Regions from separate parts of the Homo sapiens genome. Here region 2 is linked to region 1. A link is a loop called in an ENCODE intact Hi-C map of the cell type or tissue named here. Cell type or tissue: CD14-positive monocyte. All regions are shown on one strand. Each heading gives the region's core, and the rest is flanking DNA. Links, peaks and the distances in the headings are about the cores only. Region 1 overlaps FGD3 (FYVE, RhoGEF and PH domain containing 3). Region 2 overlaps FAM120AOS (family with sequence similarity 120 member A opposite strand).

Evidence for each region. A loop is a pair of places that touch in the nucleus more often than their neighbours do. Peaks named below come from ENCODE experiments on the same cell type or tissue, not always from the same donor. Only the 100,000 strongest peaks of a DNase experiment are listed, where the experiment ranks them.
Region 2: it touches region 1 in a loop (3-fold over the local background); 8 of 110 quality-filtered maps call a loop at or near these places.

What each region holds. Positions count from the first base shown.
Region 1 is chr9:92,962,977-92,965,879 of GRCh38, forward strand. The region is part of intron 1 of FGD3 (FYVE, RhoGEF and PH domain containing 3); the gene reads left to right. Among named protein-coding and RNA genes, the nearest start is that of FGD3, 17 kb to the left of the region's middle. RefSeq lists enhancers at 1,017-1,136, 1,417-1,526, 2,163-2,794. In CD14-positive monocyte, for the core only: no CTCF peak of the experiment used is centred there; DNase peaks (open chromatin) are centred at 1,275 and 2,495; H3K4me3 peaks cover 1,901 bases; H3K27ac peaks cover 2,162 bases.
Region 2 is chr9:93,443,592-93,446,494 of GRCh38, forward strand. FAM120AOS (family with sequence similarity 120 member A opposite strand) reads right to left here. Exons shown (of 3, transcript NM_198841.4): 3 at 1-2,903. Among named protein-coding and RNA genes, the nearest start is that of FAM120A, 6.6 kb to the right of the region's middle. In CD14-positive monocyte, for the core only: no CTCF peak of the experiment used is centred there; no DNase peak of the experiment used is centred there; H3K27ac peaks cover 271 bases.

The DNA.
Region 1 (2,903 bases), core at 84-2,583:
AGCAATATGGCTGAGGCCACAGCACCCATGCGTCCGAGCTCAGGTGACACTGTCCACCCCATCCTTGTCACGGCTGGGTGTAGCTCTGCATCCTCACACAGGCAGGGAACTTAGGGACAAACTCCACATCACCTCAGCCTTTAGCTTTTGGGAGGGAGGGGCACACCACTGTGTCCTGAGCCTCAGTTTCCCTGTTGTCAGACGGGGATAACCATACTTCACAGGGGCATGAAGGGGCCCAATGAGTAACCATTCACAGGGCACCTGCGGCAGCACCTGGCACAGGGAAACTGAGGCCCAGAGAAATTGCTTTTATTTATTTATTTATTATTTTATTTTTATTGAGACAGTCTCTTTCTGTCCCCCAGGCTGGAGTGCAGTGGCGCAATCTCAGTTCACTGCAACCTCCACCTCTGGGGTTCGAGCGGTCCTCCCACCTCAGCCTCCTTAGTAGCTGGGATTACAAGCATGCGTCACAATGCCCAGCTGATTTTTGTATTTTTAGTAGAGACAGGGTTTCACCAAGTTGGCCAGACTGGTCTCAAACTCCTGACCTCAAGTGATCCTCCCTCCTTGGCCTCCCAAAGTGCTGGGATTTCAGGCATGAGCCACCATGCCCAGGTGAGAAATTGCTTTAAAAAAAATGAATATAAGCCTGGATTAACAAGCATTATTAAAATTGAGTCAGACTTTGCACTCTAAGCCCTTCAGGACCTGGTGTTATTATTTATTGATTCTCTCCCTAAAACAATGAGGGTGCCCTCCTGGTGGGGCTGCTCAGCGGGGCAGGTGCTGGGCCTGCTGGAGCAGCCCTCGTGGGTCAGGTCTCCCAGGAAGCATCTTGAAATATCTGTTTGCAGGGGGCCTCTTCACCTTCTAACTTGTGGCCATTTCATTGTTCCCAACCAAGAGGGTCTGAGGAAGCCTCTGATGGTGTGTTTCTGGGCTCACTCTGGGCTTGTCTGGTCTAGGGCCGGCCCCCTCATTCCCTGCTGGGCCCCTCCTCCCTGAAGATCTACACAGCAGATCTACTCACAAAAGTCCACCCAGCAGAAGCAGGAGGATGGTGGTTGTGGGTCCTCTGTGAGCAGCCCTGTTAACCTTTAAACCAGCACGGCCGCCGCAGCTGTGAGCCTAGCACCTGATCAGTGGAGAGCTGTGGATTGCATGTTTGTTTGCCATTGCCCCCGCCACCCTGCAAGTTGCACCTTCTAGAATCAGCAAGCCAAGCTCCTCTCACCCAGCGTAATGATGCGGAAATGCAAATGCACCATCATGTTGTGACCCATATTGCGAAAATTAGAAAAAAGGAAGTTGTGTTTCGCTATTGCACGAAGTTCAGCCCAGAGGAGAAACTCGCTCGCCTTCAGAAGACAGGTGAGTGGGCTTGGTCCTGAGGTGTTGGCCGAGCCCTGAGATCCTAACTGCTTTTGTGGAACTTTGGGGTGGTAGGAACATTCAGGGCAGGAGCCATTTGAGGGAGACGGATGTTTTCAAGGCAGGAAGTGGCTGTGGTGGCACGGAATGGTGTCTTGTTTTTGTTCTGTTGTCTTTCTCTGGGTTCCTGTAGCATGATGTGTAAAAATTCAGAGTTATTGTGGGCCTCGAATGGCAAGTGTGAAAAGCCTTTGTAAACTGCTGAGTGCTGGGACAGTGTTGCCTATCGTCTGGGGGTGGCTTAGGCTCTCACAAGATGAACGGTGCCTGCCCGTGTCCCCATCGAAGGCTGGCAGGGGCCTGGGTCCGAGGCTGACCAGATGCAGGGAGCCTTTTTCCATCGGCTGGCAGCGCACCAGCCAGGGCATCGAGACCACGGCCAGCCCCTCTCATGTCACCCAGGCCTGGGGGGCGGGGGGTAGCGCGAGCCTTCCTCTGCCTGAACAGAGGAGGGTGGTCCCAGACGTGTCCTGGGGGCTAGGCTTTCCCACACAGTGTGTCTCCAGAAGCTTCCTCTGCACTCTGCAGGTTAGATATTAGCAGATGCGGGCCTGTGTAGCATGGGGCTGTGAGGAAGGAGTGCTGCGCCCACCAAAGCCTCCTCAGCACCCCGTGCTGTGCCTGGCAGTGTGGGACAGTGGCGGGGCCACCTCAAGAGGTGCATGGACTGATGGCAGGGTCCCAGCGGCAGTGGCGGCACAACCCGATGCCACCGTGATTGTGCCCACTGTGCAGAGGGGGCCCGAGGGGCAGAGGCATGTTCGGGTCACACAGCATGGCCACACTCATCTGTAAAGTGGTGACTGAGTCGTGCCAGGCTCACTGTAGTTCGGGGCTGGACGTGCTTAGCAGGTGCCACTGCCATTCAGATCGGTGCTTGCCAACACCCAGGGCGGATGCTGGTCAGCCATTCTTGCAGGGGAGGAAACCAAGGCACACAGCTGACTTGCCCTGGGCCCCCCAGCCTGCAAAGTGTCTGACTGAGCCCCAGTACAAATCTTCACAACTTGCTCAGTGGCCCCAGAGCCGGGTGGGGCTGACCAGCTGGGTGTGAAAGGGAGGAAGTGGTTTGTCCCCAGCTGGGCTGTTACAGGAGGCCAGAGGAGGCCCCGGTTCCACTCCTCAGGGGGCGGAGGTCCACGTCTACACAAAAACCAGCACCATGCAGTGTGCAAGACCCCTTGGAATGACACGAGGCCGAGTGCCCTGCACACAGAGGCCTGCAGCCGTGTTGTACAGAGGTTAGAGCTGAAATGACCTTTTCCTGAGAAGCCTCACCACTGTCCGAGGATGGGCCTGACCTTCCTGGCCTGTGCCCCTTGAGGACTCCCAGGTTAGTCCCTGGGCTAGAAGAGTGACCTGGGAGTCACTGGTGCATGTGCTGGGAGCTCCCAAAGCATCCTCCCCACCTGCCCCGATAGGTCTATCAGGAGCCTGGTTTACAGATAAGGAAACTGAGGCCCCTC
Region 2 (2,903 bases), core at 247-2,746, 480 kb after region 1:
AGGCAATCAGCCTCGTTAGCCTTAGTCTGCAGGTCCTGCGTTGCCTTCTGTTTGGTGGTGGTGGTCCGAGTGTCAGTTCAGAGTGTGGCTGTGTTGCCTGGGCTCTGTCTCTTGTATGTGCAGCTCTGGGCTGAGCACGGAATTCAGCTCATGTACAGAATTAGAGAATCCTCTTTTCAGGTCTTTGCTCTTCAGGATTTCCCCCCAGACTCCCTGGCACCCAGGGGGCCCCTTTTCCTCATCCTCTGGCTTAGAAAGATGGGCTTTCTCTCTGATGATTACCTGCCTACACTGCCTGCTCATTTTGCCAAAAGGAACGCCCCTCAGGCAGAAAGCAGAGAGAGAAAAAAAGATGGATTATTTCCACATTCTTCAGACCATAGGGTCATTTTTTCCTGCTCCTCTGGCTGGAAAGACAGGTTTTCTCTCAGGGGAATTTTTTTGTTTGTTTTTGTTTTTGTTTTTTGAGACGGAGTTTTGCTCTTGCTGTCCAGGCTGGAGTGCAATGGCGCGATCTCGGCTCACTGCAACCTCCACCTCCCAGGTTCAAGCGATTCTCCTGCCTCAGCCTCCCGAGTAGCTGGAATTATAGGCATGCACCACCACGCCCAGCTAATTTTGTGTTTTTAGTAGAGACAGGGTTTCTCCATGTTGGTCAGGCTGGTCTTGAACTCCTGACTTCAGGTGATCCACCCGTCTTGGCCTCCCAAAGTGCTGGGATGACAGGCGTGAGCCACCGTGTCCAGCCTGACTAGGGTCATCTTTAGGTCAGGACTGAGAGAGAAAAAGTTTAAAAAAGGAAAAAAGCAAGGGATTATAGCCACACTTTCTAGCTTGCCGGGCCCCCATTTACCAGAATGTTTTAAGAAAGTTCCAGACTGTTTTCCCATCAGCTGTGTATGAGGGTTCCAGTTCTTCCACATCCTTCTCAGCAAACAAGTTAACCATATTTGGCACAGGATTTCTAGACCTGTAGGTTACGGAAATGTCACAGTATGTTTTGAGGCCAGTAAGGAGTTCTGCTTTTTTTTTTTTTTCCTGAGACGGAGTTTCGCTCTTGTTGCCCAGGCTGGAGTGCAATGGTGCGATCTCGGCTCACCGCAACCTCCGCCTCCCAGGTTCAAGGGATTCTTCTGCCTCAGCCTCCCTAGTAGCTGGGATTACAGGCATGTGCCACCACGCCTAGCTGATTTTGTATTTTTAGTAGAGACAGGGTTTCTCCATGTTTGTCAGGCTGGTCTTGAACTCCCGACCTCAGGTGATCCACCCGCCTCGGCCTCCCAAAGTGCTGGGATTACAGGAATGAGCCACTGCACCCGGCCAGTTCTGCATTTCTTAAGAGAATCTTTGTGAGAAGATGTAGATATTGGCTTCATAATAATAAAGTGAATTTGTGGTATTAAATAAATGGAAAAAAAGACAAACGGTACAAATTAAAAGTTCTTGAGATGTTTGGGCTGACCATGAAGGGATCCATTATCTGAAGAGTGGCTTAAGATTTAGAAGGCATAGCTCTACAGTCTCTTTGTCTTCTAAGGGCAGGGCATCTTCTATCTTCTAGGACAGGGTACAGTAAGTCTTACCAAACATGTAAGACATGTTATTTGGGGATATTCAGCATTCCTTTTCCCTTCCTAAAGGTACTCAGGTTTCTTTCTCAGAAATTGTATATATTCATCCCTGAAAGGTCTGAGAAAAAATAAAAAAAAATTGTGTATAGTTTTGGTGAGATCGTCAATCCAGGAACCTGTTTCCCCATATTAAAGTCAAAGGAACTATACTGTTTTCACTGCCAGGCTGGGGACTCTTAGTACCTAAGTTTGGTCCATTCTACTCTTTTTCATGACTTTGAATCTTGAGCAAATGACTACAGTAAGAGTGGGGTTCATTCATGTCATCAACAGCATCCCAGCTGTATTGTTAAAAGTACCTGTCATTCTTAGTTCCCACCCAGTCTTAATCCTGGTTCTCCAACTTTCATAAAAATCGTTGTTTTTTTTTTTTTTTTTTTTTTTTGAGACAAGGCCTCACTCTGTTGCCCAGGCTGGAGTGCAAGTGGTGTAATCTGGGCTCACTCCAACCTCCACCACCTTGGCTCAAGTAGTCTTCCCACCTCAGCCTCCTGAGAAGATGGGACTACAGGTGCACACCTCACCTGGCTAATTTTTGGATTTTTTGTAGACAATGGGTTTCATCATGTTGCCTCAAGAAAAATAACATCATGGTAATACTAAGTCTTTTATCAGTGACATGTAACTGATTTTAAAATATTATATAGTGCTTCCTAGTTTAACCAAACTGGAGGCATGTTTTATATGATGGGCTGATGTCTCATGAATAACTGTGCCAAAATCCTCACTTCTGAGTGCACTGATGCAGTAGATGGATGTCTCAGATCCCTCAGCTCCCAGATTGGGCCAACTCTCCTTATACCACCACACCTGGGACCTGGGAGGAATGGGGAAGGGGACTTTATAGGGCAGAGCTTTCCCAGACTCTTGTTCCACCCTAAGGATAAAGTATTACAGTAACTTTCTTCCTGCCTTCCAGAGGCACTTTCATTCTTCCTGGAGCTCTCGTCAACCCTGACCTCTTCCTTTGTCAGCAAGGTCAAACGCCTGAGCCACAAGTCTTAGCTGTTTCCAGAAGGGTGATTGTGTGCTCCCACCTATATCTGAGGTCCTAGACTCCTCAGAGGAAGTCAGCTTCATGTGATCTAGGTTACTCAAGCCTGGGGCTAGTGTTTTCATATTCTGGTATGAGAGACTTGCTTCCTCTGGAAAGATCTTTATGGTTTACACAAATGTAACAGACCACTTAACAATAGCTAGTCTCTAAAATGTACATCTTAAAATGGCTTTATACTTACGGGAATTCCTAATTAAAAAAAAAACTCACTTGAT